Linked DNA regions of Homo sapiens: region 2 is linked to region 1. A link is a loop called in an ENCODE intact Hi-C map of the cell type or tissue named here. Cell type or tissue: lower leg skin. All regions are shown on one strand.

The links. Peaks named below come from ENCODE experiments on the same cell type or tissue, not always from the same donor. Only the 100,000 strongest peaks of a DNase experiment are listed, where the experiment ranks them.
Region 2: a loop joins it to region 1, with 3 times the contacts of the local background. A loop is called at or near these places in 55 of 110 quality-filtered maps.

What each region holds. Positions count from the first base shown.
Region 1 is chr22:26,370,602-26,378,601 of GRCh38, forward strand. It overlaps SEZ6L (seizure related 6 homolog like), which reads left to right. Exons shown (of 17, transcript NM_021115.5): 14 at 2,850-2,882; 15 at 4,974-5,088; 16 at 7,072-7,174. Among named protein-coding and RNA genes, the nearest start is that of ASPHD2, 55 kb to the right of the region's middle. RefSeq lists an enhancer at 6,902-7,196. In lower leg skin, no CTCF peak of the experiment used is centred here; no DNase peak of the experiment used is centred here.
Region 2 is chr22:26,630,013-26,638,012 of GRCh38, forward strand. It overlaps CRYBA4 (crystallin beta A4), which reads left to right. Exons shown (of 6, transcript NM_001886.3): 6 at 328-657. The coding sequence ends at 475. Among named protein-coding and RNA genes, the nearest start is that of CRYBA4, 12 kb to the left of the region's middle. RefSeq lists a cis regulatory region at 2,464-3,214. In lower leg skin, no CTCF peak of the experiment used is centred here; no DNase peak of the experiment used is centred here.

The sequences.
Region 1 (8,000 bases):
GCTAATCACCTGAATTTCCAGTGTCACACCTTTCCCTAGTCTTATACACATAGACATATTTGGAAAGAGAGAGGGATGTTTGTTTTTGTTTTACAGAAAAAAAAAAAGAAAAGAAAAAAAGGCTGGGTGTGGTGGCTTACACCTGTAATCCCAGCACTTTGAGAGGCCGAGGTGGGAAGATCACTTGAGCCCAGGAGTTCGAGACCAGCCTAGGCAAAATAGTGGGACCTCATTTCTACAAAAAATCAAAAAATTAGCGGGGCATGGTGACACACTCCTGTAGTCCCAACTACTTGGGAAGCTGAGGCAGGAGCACTGCTTGAGCCCAGGAGGTTGAGGCTGCAGTGAGCCATGATTGCACCATTGCACTCCAGCCTGGGAAACAGAGCAAGACCCTGTATCACAAAAAAAAAAAAAAAAAAAGGGAGGGAGGTTCATATCATGCTGTATTCTGTGTTTTACTTATTACAAAAGTAGTGCCATGTTATTTTTTTTATTTGCCACCCGTCATTCCACACTTTGCTTGTTCCCCAGTGCATTCAGCCCTTCCTCTGTTGATGGAGACATCAGTTCTCTTCCAGTTTTTTGTTTGTTTTGTTTTGCCAAAAAAAATCTTGCCCATGAATCCTTGGATGCTGGCACTTTTCATCCTGCAGGACAGATTCCTCAAAGCAGGATTGATGGTGTGGGCAAAGATCTATGGATATCGAGTTGTCCTGGATGTCACCAAATCGTTTCCCACAATTGGAGCAATCCACGCTCACCAACAATGTGTAATATGTCCATTTCTCCACCTCCTCGCCAGCACTGTATGTTTTCAATTTTTTTTTAATGCTGCCAAACTGAAAAGAAAATAAAACTACCATCAGAATATACACAAATGTAGCTGGGCATGGTGGTGTGCACCTGTAATCCCAGCTACTTGGAGGCTGAAGTAGGAGAATCGCTTGAAACCGGGAGGCCGAGGTTGCAGTGGGCTGAGATTGCACCACTGCACTCCAGTCTAGGTGACAGAGCAAGACTCTGTCTTAAAAAATAATAATAATATACACAAATGACAAAAAAAGGAAAAAAAAAACACGAAAAGATAAAAAGAGGCTCCATTTTGCAGGTGATCCCTGAAACCTCTCTTTTCTATGGGCTAGTATCTCTAGAAGCCCCACAAGGTCAATCAGCTCACTGCCTTCTCCCACAACTGTGATGGAATTGCTAGCAAGAAAGGCTCTCAGGAGACCCCTGCACCTTTCTTCCCTCTCCATTTCCACTCCTGAGATCCGTCCCACCACCAACTCTGTAAGGAAATGAGAAATCACTTCCTCCTCAGAAAAAAACTGGGATGCATGACATTGTGGTATGCAGGAGGGGAAGCAACTCAGTGCCAATGTGAGGCCACCTGACTGGGACTTGGGGACCCCGGGCTCCAGTCCAGTTCTGCTGTGGACCACCTGTGTGACCTTGAGTGAGCCCCCCTCCCTCTCTGACCTTGGTTTCCCTTTTTGTGAAATAACTGGGGGAGTCCAGATCAGAGTTTCTGAAGAGGAGCCAGTGAGCCCACTGGATGCATCAGAACTGCTGAGGCATTGGTGAGACCTGCAGAGGTCCACCGCTGAGAATACCGCTCTGACAAGTCCCAGGAATGGCCCAGGAATCTGCATTTAACATGCCCTGTGGGGTTCATGAGCACAGGGCTCCAAGGAACACATGATTCAATGCCTCCTCCCAGTTCTAAGATTCCATGGACATTCACGCACTCTCACTCAACCACGGTGCAACTCACATCTTGGGGCAGGACCATCTGCTTCAATCTTTCCATTTTCTTGATGCCAAAGCTGCAGAGAAGTGTGCACTTAGTTAGCCAGCTAGCTTTTCAGCTGGTTTTGTCATCATGGTGTGATGATGGCGTAAACCAGAGAGTGACTTTAACCAAGGCATGGATTAGGGTGTCTTGGGATTGGGGACATCAGTATAGCTAAGCCTTTGGTGGCCACTCCCTCCTATCCCCTAATGCTGCAATTTTTTCATCAAAGTCCTTCATGCTGGGGTTTTGCATTCCTGTAATAAACATCCATCCTTGTTGGTATATTTTTGTGCTTAGCTACCATGATGACTGATGACAAAGATGGGGTGCCAGTCCCCATGATGTTGAACCTCCGGAGAAGTTTTACAAAAAACATAAATGATTAAAAATAGTTTCACATGGGATACAAAGCCTCATCAATATAAAAGGAATAAAAATGAAATTAGAGAGGTTTACATAGATAGTCTTCAAAACAGGAAAACAGTTCCACCTCTGGCTGGATTTTGTATGAAGGTCTGGGGCCTCGCAATTCATTCGTGCTTTGCCCCACATGAAAATGATGAAAAGACCCTAACCACATAATTGAGAGCAGAAACCAGAGAGCTTGAGCAGCCCAGACTGAAATCCTGCCTCCATCACTGAGAAGCTGTGTGATGTCAGAGAAGTCACTTCACTTCTCTGAACCTCTGTTTGCTCATCTGTAAAATGGGGATGATAATAGCATTGACCTAACAAGATTGTTATGAGGATTAACTGAGCAAATGTATGTAGAGTTCTTGGCACAATTTTGGACACGCGGTGAGTGTTCAGTAATTATTCACTATCACTGTTGTTGATCTTGGGTCTTATCTATCTCATCTTCTCTTGGTAACTTAGGAAGTGAATAGTCCAGGCACGTTCACTGATTATAGTGGCCCAAGATAAGTAAAAACATACCACTAACTTCACCAAAGCATGGCATGGGCTTTTGCATCAAATTTTTTGGCCTCATTTCATGCAAACGAAGTGAATTCACTTTACATTGACCAATGCTTCCTGATTTCTCTTTCAGTTAATCAAGACAGTTTTGAACATGCTTTAGAAGGTGAGTTCCAGAACGAAAAAAAAAAAAGTTCAATAAATCAAACTAATAGCACAAAACAAGGGCAGGTCTTTGAATATCTTTATTTAGACACTTAAAAAATAAATAAATTCTACCTTCAGACTGCCAAAGATAATCTTAAAATAATATTGTAGGGGAAAAAAAATTATGGGATTTGCAAGTCAGGACCCTAACAATAACCTGAAAGGGATTTGACAGCTGTTCTGTACATGGTAACAGCAATGAGATAAGGAAAGCTCAGAGCCCATAAGCCTGAGAAAGGCATAACCCTATTGTAAAACTTTTCATGATGCCATTCTAGAAGGGGAACTAAATCTAGTGACATGTCACCTTCCATGCTGAGAGTCCTCCTGGTTTCCAGAGGGAAGAGTTTGCCCTGGAAGCATTCAATGGTCCATTTTTCCCTGAGTCTTTTTTCCCCTCAGCATACCCACCCCTTCTCCCATCTCTCCTTACTTCAGCTCTCCTTTTATTAGAAATTCCCAAATGAGACTTATTAATGAGGAGCAGATGTTAAAATCTATCCAGGATTTTATTTCAGTTTTGTTTTCATTTTGTGGTTCCTTCCCTTTCCAACCCCTCCCGTGTGTAAAATGTCCAGCGTTCTATGTCACCGCTATTGAATTTGGTACAAAACCACTCACCGGGACTGTGATGTAAAATATATACTGTAATATATTACTGCATGTATATATATGTAAATACAAATGCAGTATATTATAGCATATATATTTAAAAATATATACTGTAATATATTGTTTCTTTTTTTTTTTTAATGTTTTTACCAAATCAAGCAGTTTTTATTATTCCTGGAGCCATCTTTAGCTTTCTGACAATAATGAGTTCACTTAGAATCTGGGGCTATGTAAATTACATTTCACTAGTGGCTGTTCCTTGTAACAGACAACACTTGAATCCAAGCAGGTGGAACTAGGGCTCATATATAAATGAAGGAGCATGAATTATACACTCCACTTGGAAAACAGAGGGCACTTCGTGTTAGTCTCCATTCAGAGTATCCTTTTTCTGCCTTTTGCCAACCAGTGAACCATGAGAACGTCTCAAAGGGCTGGGGTTGCTCGGAGCTTATGAGAGCCATTGTAACGTTTTGTGCTCATGCATTTATTCTGGGTATTAGGATTGATTTTTCAGACCCCATAAAGTGGTGGTTAATGGGTTATAGATTGGTGTACAGCCAAGCTCTATTAGATGTGACCGTGGAGAATGGCAGAGGAAACCTGGAGGCCAAGTTTCTAGAAGGAATGTAGGATCCCCCTTTAAGCTATGCTGGGAAAGCAGCCCTCTGCCCCAGGCGCCTGCAGCAGCTGTTATAGTTCTTGCAATTGCCACAGTGGGAGGTTGAGAGAGCAGCCGGGAAATGTGCAGGAGTAGCCTCTGGGAATCAAAACGGGCCTTCATATTTGGGGTGTCATTGGGGTGTGCAGGACAGAGAGCTGTCAGTCCCCAATGCTCAGAGCCCACTCGTGGACTGGAGAGTAGAACTCAAAAGGTCTAGGACGGGCCCGTCAGTCTGCATGCAACAAGCTCACCAGTCCACAGGTGAGCACCAGGTCTGAGAATCCCTTAGAAACCTTGCGGCTGACCACCAGCACCGTTCAACTCAACGACATACACAAACCCAGATTCGCCCACCACTCCTGCATCTGGGGTCCAGACCCATTCCTGTTTCTCTTCTCCACTCCATGGAATGTCCAGCAAATCTGCTTTCCCAGTTACTGAATTTGGGATTTTCTCCAAGTCTTCCTGTGAATTGGACTTTAATCAGATTTTAACTGTAGCTCCCAAAAAATGGGAATGGTACGATCAGGTTTCAAACAGTGTAATTCTCTATAGCTCCTATGGCCAACCCACCAAAGGATGAGTCTGGGACCCCTTGCAAAGGACCACCACCATTTCCTCTAGTCTTTGGAGATGGCTCTGCAAGGTCTAAGGCCCTCCCAGAGCCTTAGACCTTGGAAAGCCGTCTCCAAAGGGGTGGAGAACTGGGCAGTTGGGCACTCACTGGGAGTCAGCTACCTGGGAAATGAGGACCTCACTGGCTCCTGTGTTCAGTAGCAGAAGCGGCAGCAGAGACGTCGCTGGAAGGGGGGAACATGGCCCTGGCTATCTTCATCCCGGTCCTCATCATCTCCTTACTGCTGGGAGGAGCCTACATTTACATCACAAGGTAGGGAGCTGATGGGGGAGATGACTGCCAAGCACCCAGCCACCAGTACTCAGAGGGACTGGGCGGTTCACCTCTCTGAGCCTCAGGGTCTCCACCTGGAGCTCGGGCATAGTGGCATTTGTGTTATTGCAGAGATGCCCAGATTCAGCCCAACTCTGTGGGATAAATATTTACATTGGGCAATTATGAAGCCTCCAAGCAAGTAAGACAAATACTATTCCTGCCCTCAAGGAGGTTATGGTTTAGTGGGGCACACAGACATAACATATTGCCAGGCATGTTGATTTGTTCCTTCCATCACTCACTCATTCACTCATTTATTCAACAAATATGTACTGACAATCTGTTGTATATCAGACATTGTCCCAGGTGTTGAGGGTCTAGAAACTTGCATTTGATGCAGAAGGAAGATATTAAACCATGCACCAGAATAGCCACTCATTCATTCACATTCACAGTTGTTGAGCACTTACTAGGTGCCAGGCAGTTTTCTCGGTTCCAGAAACATCATTTGTGGAAAAAAAAAAATAGAAGGAAATATTTGCCCTCCTGGGGTTCAGGTTCTAACAAGGAAAGATAGACAATAAGCAAAGTATGTAAGAAAATATGTAGTGTTAGAAACTGATAAGTGCAGGAAGAGAAGGCTGGGAGGGGGCAAGAATTCTGGAAGAGAAGTGGTGGTTGACTTTTAAATAGTGTAGCTAGAGGAGGCCCCACTGAGAAATGACATTTGAGCAAGGACTTGAAAGTGATCATGAGAAACCTATGCAGTCCAGGCGTGGTGGCTCACACCTGTAATCCCAAGACTTTGGGAGGCCAACGCAGGTGAATCACTTGAGGTCAGGAGTTCGAGACTAGCCTGGCCAACGTGGTGGAACCCCGTCTCTACTAAAAAAATAAAAAATAAAATTAGCCTGGGCATGGTGGTGGGTGCCTGTAATCCCAGCTACTTGGGAAGCTGAGGCAGGAGAATCACTTGAACCTGGGAGGAGGAGGTTGCAGTGAGCCAAGATCATGACACTGCACTCCAGCCTGGGCAACAAAGCAAGACTCCATTTCAAAAACAAAAGAAACCTATGCAAATATGTGAAAAAGGAGGGTTTCATGCAGGGAAACAGCATGTGCAAAGGTCCTGAGGCAGGAACGTGACTAAAATAGATCATCCCTGCCCTTATGGAGCCCACAGTCTACTGGGGGCAGGGTAGAGTAAATACACAAATAAATTATAACACACTAAGATAAACACAATGAAGGAAATAGGTAGGTGTGGTGAGTAACAGAGAAATCACCTTTAAATAGATGGTCAGGGGCCAGGCATGGTGGTTCATCCCTATAATCCCAGCACTTTGGGAGGCCAAGGCTGGAGGATCGCGTGAGCCCAGGAGTTTGAGACCAGCTTGGGCAATGGGCAATATAGTGAGAGCTCGCCTCTTAAAAAATAAAAAAAATAAAACACTTAAAAAGTTAGCCAAGTGTGGTGGTGCACGCAGGTAGGAGAATCACTTGAGCCCAGGAGGCAGAGGTTGCAGTGAGCTGAGATGGCACCACTGCACTACAACCCGGGTGACAGAGCAAGACCCTGTCTCTAAATAAATAAATAGGTGGTCAAGGAAGGCTGATCTAAGGCAATATGGCATACAGTAGGTGCTCAATAAATGCTCATCCTTGTTCTTGTTTCCCTTTGCATTCAAGAGGGACTTGAATGACCTTCCAGGAGAAAACAAATTAAGCTCCGCCCCCTCCCTAGTAAGGAGAGATCACAAGGCTTTGGTTCTCGCTGCCTGGGTTGCAAGTTGAGAGCAATTATGATTTCTGCTTTCACCTCACTAGGATTCTCGCCTGCAAAAGGCTGTTTGCACACATCCTCGTCGTCATTCACAGAGGTGCCGCTGCTCAGGAAGTGGCACCAACTGTTCCCGTTCAATATTGTAATGTTTCTCCTAGCTGGGGAGAAGTAACTTCTCTCTCCTTTCTTTCCCCCAGATGTCGCTACTATTCCAACCTCCGCCTGCCTCTGATGTACTCCCACCCCTACAGCCAGATCACCGTGGAAACCGAGTTTGACAACCCCATTTACGAGACAGGGGTGAGTTGGTCTCTCTCGTCTCTTCCCAATTCCCTCCCTCTTTGCTCTGAATTCACCAACAATAAGACAAAACATTTCATTTCCTATTGCTCACAAGAGGCACAGCCAGTGGTCCTGTCTTATCCCCACCAAGAGCCCTAAAGAGATAAATGCTGGGAGAACCCAGCTCTCTTTGCAGGTGATTGGTGCTGAGGACGAGCCTAGGAGGCTGATTACTGTCAGCAGAACACCCACAGAAAAAAGAGGCTGCACCCAAGACCCACAGAGAGCAGACCAACGGTGGCCTGGTGGCAACGTGCTGCATTCCCACACATCCCACTGGGCTCCACCCTTTATTCAATGGCAGTGTGAAACATCCCTACACATTTGAGTATCAGGTCCTATTTTAGGTGCTAGGAACATAGTCATGAACCCCAATAGACACAGATTCCACCATTAATGAGCCTACCGTCTTGTGAATTATTATTATCAATAATAATACATGCCATCTGCTGGGCACTTTAAATGCATAATCTCCTTGAATCCTTGCAGCTCTCTGCAATAGGTTCCACAGTTATCTCTAATTGATTGATGAGGACATTGAGGTCCAGAGAGAGGAAAGAATAATTTGGCCAAAGTGGCACACAGCCAGGATGCACAGCCTGAAGCCAGGATGCAAATTCAACCTGACACTCTTAATCATGATGCTATCTTGCTTCCCTCGAACCTCTGACAATCCAATGTGCCCATGAATATTTTGATTACAACAAATAATACTTTTTAAGGACTATGAAAAAATTGAACAGGGCACTAGGAGAATGTATAATGGGGACACTTAGAGGGAGTT
Region 2 (8,000 bases), 260 kb after region 1:
CTATCGAATTACATGAGTGCTACAAAGGTATAATAAGGGACTGTGGCCTGATTTGGGGAACGAGTCAGATTGCCCTCATAATTAAGATGAGCCATGAAGGACAAATACAACTTGTCTAGGAAAAGAAAGGCTGGGATGGTGCTTCTGGCAAAGGGAATGGCATGATCAAAGGCCCTGTGGTAGGGGAGAGAGCATGGCACATTGTGAGCACTGAAGAAAGGCCAGGATGGCTGGAATTGTGTGCGTGTGCATAGATCCCTTTGCCCCTGTGTTGATCACCATGCTGGTGTCTCTGTAGAGTAACTGTCTGCCTTTTCTCTTTTCCAGCTGGGTTTGCTCCCAGTTTCCGGGCTACCGAGGATTTCAGTATGTGCTGGAATGCGATCACCATTCCGGTGACTACAAACATTTCCGGGAGTGGGGCTCTCATGCCCCGACCTTCCAGGTGCAGAGCATCCGCAGGATCCAGCAGTGAACAGGGGTGCGGCACGGAGGAGCGCATGCGTGCTTATCTGCAATGGAGGCGCTCTGGAGGCTGTGGTGTGTTCTCTCCTTCTGCCTCCCCCTGTAACCTGTGTGAACCCAGCACCCATGTGAACTGGTCCGTGCACAGTCAGCACAAAAAACTCAAACGAATAAAAAAGAGAAAGTCTGGTATTAGTTGTGCTTTTCAATTTTATTAATCTTTTCAAAGAACCGGTTTTTAGCCTTGTTTTCTCTATCATTATTCCACTGATTTTTACTCTTAACTTCAGTATTTCCTTTCTTCTATTTACTTCAGGCCTACTTTGTTCTTAGTTTTTCTAGCTTTTTTTTAAGGCAGACTTCTGGGTCATTAATTTTAGGCCTCTCTTTCCCCCACCCAGTACGGTCATTTAGCTATAAATTTCCCTCCAAGTATGGCTTTAGCTGCTTCCCACAAATATTAATTTGATGTGTTTTCATTGTCATTCAGTTTGATATTTTCTAGTTTCACTTGTGGTTTTTTTTTTTTCTTTTGACCTATGGGCTATTTAAAGGGATGTTATTTAAATTCCAAATACTTTAGGATTTTCTAGGTGTTTATTGTTATTGGTGTGTTTTTAAAGACCAATGTGGTCGGAGAACATATTCCTTAAGATTTAAGTCTTCTGCAATGAATTAAGACTTATTTTATGGCCCAGCACATGGTTTTTGTATTTTAATTTTATTTTTTGTTTGTTTGTTTGTTTTGTTTTTAATGAGTCAAGGTTTCACTCGTCACCCAGGCTGGAGTGCAGTGGTGCAATCTTGTCTCACTGCAGCCTCGACCTCCCAGGTTCAAGCAATTCTGCCTTAGCCCCACAAGCAGCTGAGATTACAGGTGTGTGCCACCACACCTGGTAATTTTTGTATTTGGTAGTGACAGCGTTCGCCATGTTGCCCAAGCTTGTCTTGAACTCCTGAGCTCAGGACATCTGCCTGCCTCAGCCTACCAAAGTGCCAGGATTACAGGCCTGAGCCACTGCTCCTGGCCACATGGTCTATCTTTGAAAGGCTTGGTAGTACACTTGAAAACTATTTATATTCTGCAGTTATTGGGTACAGTGTTCTGTAAATGTCAGATCAAATTTGTTAACAGTGTTGATGCGATTTTTCTATACCCTTGCTGATTTTTTTTTTTTTTTTTGAGACAGGATCTCATTCTGTCACCCAGGCAGGAGTATAATGGCACAATCATAGTTCACCGCAGCTTGTTTTTAAAAAATCAATTTTAGTGAATTACATAGAAAGAATCATTGATTATTTGGATTTATCTGTTTCTTACCTTAGTTTTGTCTATTTTTGCTTCCTGATTTTTTTTTTCCTTCAGGAATTGTGATGCTCTGTTGTTAGGTGTACATATATTTATGATTGCTATGTCTTCTTGATAAATTGTTCCTAGCTTGTGGTTTTCAAAGCCACGCATGGAGAGTCAGTTCTCTCCCCTAGCAAAACTTCTTTTCACGCGCGTCCGTGTGAAGAGACCACCAAACAGGCTTTGTGTGAGCAATATGGCTGTTTATTTCACCTGGGTGCAGGCGGGCTGAGTCCAAAAAGAGAGTCAGCGAAGGGAGATAGGGGTGGGGCCATTTTATAGGATTTGGGAAGGTAATGGAAAATTACAGTCAAAGGGGGTTGTTCTCTGGTGGGCAGGGGTGGATCTCACAAAGTACTTTCTCAAGGGTGGGGAGAATTACAAAGAACCTTCTTAAGGGTGGGGGAGACTACAAAGTACCTTCTTAAGGGTGGGGGAGATTACAAAGTACATTGATCAGTTAGGGTGGGGCAGGAACAAATCACAATGGTGGAATGTCATCAGTTAAGGCTGTTTTTACTTCTTTTGTGGATCTTCAGTTACTTCAGGCCATCTGGATGTATACGTGCAAGTCACAGGGGATGCGATGGCTTGGGCTCAGAGGCCTGACACTTCTCATACCTTTTTTCTCTCTTCCCAATTCTCTCTCTCACACACACTACCCTGGAGTTTCTCATTTAACACCCTCCATGCTCCAAAGAAAGCCTATAAAACAAAGAAACCCCTGTTTCACTTGAAGACTAAGTGGCAGGATTGGTCTCTTCTATCTCTCTTTTTCTCCTCCCCTCCTTACTTTCTCCTGGTTCTGCATTTTATAGGTTGTCTAAACCTCTCTCATGAGCCCTCTAGCTCTTGTTTCAGGCTCTCTTGGCCCATCTTCCTCTGCCCACAAATGTCCCTGATCAGTCTGATAGGGACAGGAAGGGGTGGGGACCAGAACATTCTGCTGGAAAAGATAACATTATCTGGCTCAGGAAGGGGAGGGGAATGTTTAGGAACATTTGCGCCTCAGTAAATTTTAACTCCTCATTGTATCGTACCATTTATTCAACAGATCATTTGCCTGGGACATACAATGGTAAACATGACACCTAAAGTTTTTTCTCTCACTCAGTTTAATGGGGAATGAATGCGGAAAAGTACAGAGCTGTTTGCAAATATTCTATGATAGGGGCTGTGGGGGCGGGAAGCATGGGGTTGGGGGGCGGACCCTTCTTGTGCCTACCTCTACTCAGACCGTCCCAGAACATCTGACCACTGCTTGACACCTTGATGTGAACGTCTAATACACATCTCAAACAAAACCGGACCAAACATAACTGAAGCTACACTTTTCAAGTTGTTCAGGCTAAATGTCTGGAATGATCCATAACCCTTCTCTTTCTCTCACACCTCACATTCTAATCCATTGGCAATTCCTACTAGCTCTACTCTTTTTTTTTTTTTTTAGATGGCATCTTGCTTTGTCCCCAGGCTGGAGTGCAGTGGCGCGATCTCAGCTCACTGCAACCTCTGCCTCCCAGGTTCAAGTGATTCTCCTGCCTCAGCCCCCCAAGTAGCTAGGATTACAGGCATGTGCATCACACCCAGCTAATTTTTGCGTTTTTTGTAGAGACAGGGTTTCACCATGTTGACCAGGCTGGTCTCGAACTCCTGACCTCAAGTGATTTGCCTGCCTCGGCCTCCCAAAGTGCTGAGATTATAGGCATGAGCCACGGCACCCAGCCACTAGCTCTACTCTTAATATGTATTAGAATCCAACCCACTCATCATGCCCACTGCTGCCATTCTGGTCCCAGCCACCCTCTTCTCTCTCCTTCTCATAGTCCCTCTGCTTTTGTCTTTGCCCATGAGTGATCTGCTCTCTGCCCAGCATTCAGAGTGGTCCTGCTAGAAACGTAAGGCAGATCTTGTCACACTCCTGCTTAAAATCCTCCCATGCTCCCCACCATGCCAAGAAAACAACAATAAAAAAACCCAGTATTATTCCCAGTCCTGTGAAGCTTGTCATCATCTGCATCTCCCCACTCTCCCCACAACCTATTTTGATCTCATGTCCCTGTATTGGTTGTTCTTTAAAGATGCCAGGTGGCTAACATCTGTAATCCCAACATTTTGGGAGGCCAAGGTGGTAGGATCCTTTGAGCCCAGGAGTTCAAGACCAGCCTGGGCAACATACTGAGATCCCATCTCTACATAAAAAATTTTAAAAAGTTAGCCAGGTCTGGTGGCGTGCACCTGTGGCCCTAGCTACTTGGGAGGCTGAGGTGGGAGGATCACTTAAGCCTGGGAGGTTGAGGCTGAAGTGAGCCGTGATCGTGCCACTGCATTCCAGCCTGGGCGAGGAGAGACACTGTATCAAAAAAAAAAAAAAAAAAAAAGCACCCCGAAAGAACAACAACAACAAAAAGTCAGGTGCCGTGGCTCATGCTTGTAATCCCAGCACTTTGGGAGGCTGAGGTGGGAGAATCACTTGAGCCCAGGAGTTTGAGACCAGCCTGGGCAACATAGCAAGACCCTGTCTCTGTATTTAAAAAAACAAAGAAGAAGAAGAAGAGGGCAAGTGTATGAGTCTGCTCCAGTTGCTATAACACAATACCACAGCCTGGGTGACTTAAACCACAGAAATATTTCTCATAGTTCTTGAGACTGGATCCCAAGATAGAGGTGTCGGCAAGGCTGGTTTTTCCTGAGACCTCTCTCCATGGCTAGTAGATGGCCCCTTTCTCCCTGCATCTTCTTTTATTATTATTATTGTTATTATTATTATTATTATTATTATTATTAAGACAGAGTCTCACTCTGTTGCCCAGGCTGGAGTGCAGTGGTGAGATCTTGGCTCGCTGCAGTCTCCGCCTCCCAGGTTCAAGAGTTTCTCCTGCTTCAGCCTCTCGAGTAGCTAGAATTACAGGCGTGTGCCACCATGCCTGGCTAATTTTTGTGTTTTTAGTAGAGACAGGGTTTTGCCATGTTGGCCAGGCTGATCTTGAACTCCTGACTTCAGGTGATCTGCCTGCCTTCGCCTCCCAAAGTGCTGGGATTACAGTTGTGAGCCACCTTGCCCAGCCTCTTCCTGAATCTTCACATGGTCTTGTCGCTATGCACATGCATCCCAGCTGCCTCTTCCTCCAACAGGACACCAGTCCTGTTGGATTAGGGCCCCGCCCTAATGGTCTCATTTAAACTTCATCACCTCTTTCAACACTTTACCTTCAAATACAGTCACATTCCGAGGTACTGGGGGTTTGGGACTTCAACATATGAATTTTAGGGGGACATAGTTCGGTCAAACACTCTCCCATCTGAGCTATTTCAGCTGCTAGAGGGGCACACAGTCCAGCCCATAACCCAGGCTCATTCCCATCTGAGGTTTTCAGCTTGTGCTGTTCCCTCTTCCTAGAACACTCTTCCCTCTGCTATTTCCCATCAACACTCTCCCGTAGAGCCAGATTCATAGACTGTCAGACCTTCTAGATCTGGATCTAGAACAAGGACGCTTCTAGATCATCAAGTCTAGCATTTCCCAACATTTTGTCTTTCCTTGTCATCCCCCTAGAGAGTCTTTTTAGATGTTATTTTCCTACACCTCCCCCCATGAAGTTTTGTTTTTAGAGATGGGGTCTCATCATTTTGCCCAGGCTGGTCTTGAACTCCTGGGCTCAAGTGATCTTCCCACCCTGGCTTCCCAAAGTGCTGGGATTACAGGTGTGAGCCACCACACCTGACCCCACCCCATGAAGTTTTAATATCACAAATATAAAGTATGTAATATACGTCTGTACAAACTCTGTATATATATCTGTGTTTTATACATAAAGAGTAAGATGGTTTTTTTGCTTCCCAAGATCAATTTTCACCTCTTGGGGGTCCTACTGAAGTACTGGGGGTTGGGGCTTCAACAACATTCTTAACAATATTGAGAATGCATAATTTTATCTCATCGTGTGTGTGTGTGTGTGTGTGTGTGTGAGAGACAGCATCTCACTCTGTCACCCAGGCTGGAGTGCAGTGGCACAATCTCGGCTCACTGCAACCTCTGCCTCCCGGGCTCCAGCAGTCCTCCCACCTCAGCCTCCCAAGCAGCTGGGACTAAACTATAGGCCTATGACACCATGCCCAGGTTTTTTGTTTTTTGCAGAGACTGGGTTTTGCCATGTTGCCCAGGCTGGTCTCGCACACCTTGGCTCAAGCAATCCGCCTGCTTCACCCTCCCAAATTGTTAGGATTACAGGCATGAGCCACCACACCTGGCCTTCATCCCTTTTTAACACGTAGGGAAATGGAAACCCAGGGAAGTGTGGGGACTTGATCAAGGCCATACAGCAAGTTAAAGGCAAAGCCAGGATTCAGACACAGACTTGTTCATTCATTCGTTCATTCATTCATTAAACATGTATCAAATGTCTGCTATGTACCAAACACTGTTACAGGTTCCAGGATCTAACAGGGAACAAAGATAAAATCCCTTGCCTTGGGGAATTTATATAATTGTCCAGGGATACAGATATTTCCCCTATACCTCCATGGCTGCTCAGTCAGGATTTTTCAGACTGTTACACAGATGTTGTAACATTGTTCTTTGAAAAAAAAAATCATGTGCTTTAGTTTTGGGTATTGTTGGTGTCCACACTGCAGGACTTCTCAGTGCCTACAATAGTTTAACATGTATTGTGAATCTCTGGAAGGGAGAATAGAATATTCAGAGTTTTCCAAATTTATTTGACCACAGAACAATTATGAACTTGTTCTTTCCCTTCTGTGGAGCACCTTGCATTATGAGTGGCCTGTGGAACATAAGGTAGGAAATGCTAGAGTTAGCTAGGATAGCCACTCACAGCCTAGTATGAATTAGTTTCCAAACGAGCTTTATGAAATGGACTGTGGAAGTTGTAAGTGTTGCTGTAGGGGCAGGGGTACTGTCCAGGAAGGGGTTCCATGGTCAGTCCTAGGGAAATGGGATTAGGAAGACATAGGGGTGAGGACAATTTAGAGAGGCCCATGAAGTCAATCTCTGTGGACTCTGAGGCCCAGAATGAGGGCTGGGCCTGGCTACCATCTTCCAGCTAGAAGTTTCCTCACTCAGAGCCCCTGAGGCCCTAGAAGGCACTGGATGTAGAGGGCTCTGCTGCACCTACCACAGAGAGGCCACTGTTTGACTTTGACAGGAAGACTGAGTTGGCACCAGCCTCCAGAAGAGGCCATCATGGGTTTGGGTTTGCATCCTGGGTTTACCAGCATGTAACCCCAGTTTCCTCATCTTTTAATGGAGAAATTCTCATCTCCTTGCTTGCAAAAAGTTAAATGATATATTATATATATGCCTGTGCCCAGGGTACACACAAAGAACTTGGTAAGCTCTCAGTAAAGGTTGATGGAAATTGTTAGTATCATTCTTAATATTGTTATTAGTATTATTATACATTTCTCGGTCCCTTTGCTTTGACCTCCTCCCTTATCTCCACCCAAAACCCTTTACCCAAGCATACCTTTCTCAGAATAATGATGATAATAATATCGATGATACATATTGTGTTTATCCCTTTCACATGTGATATAATTTAAACCTCACAGGGCCGGGCCTGGTGGCTCACGCCTGTAATCCCAGCACTTTGGGAGGCCGACGCGGGTGGATCACGAGGTCAGGAGATCGAGACCATCCTGGCTAACACGGTGAAACCCCGTCTCTACTAAAAATACAAAAAAATTAGCCGGGTGTGGTGGCGGGCACCTGTAGTCCCAGCTACTCGGGAGGCTGAGGCAGGAGAATGGCATGAAGCCTGGAGGTGGAGCTTGCAATGAGCCGAGATTGCACCACTGCACTCCAGCCTGGGGGACAGAGCGAGACTCCATCTCAAAAAAAACCAAAAAACAAAAAAACAAAAAAACCTCACAGTAACTTCTTTATGCAATTATTGTCTATTTAAAGCAGAGACGTGAGGCTCAGAGGCTCTGAGAGTTCAAGCAACTTGCCTGAGACCACCCAGCCTGCAGGACCATTGAGCCCACCGTAGGTTGTGCAAGGTTTTGGGGGGTGGATGAAAGAGATAATGGGCACAAATAAAATGTATAAACAATAAGTTGCTGGGTTCATGTCCTCCCTTTAAAGAGTTAAACAAGGGGCTGGGTGTGGTGGCTCGTGCCTGTAATCCCAGCACTTTGGGAGGCCGAGGCAGGCGGAACACGA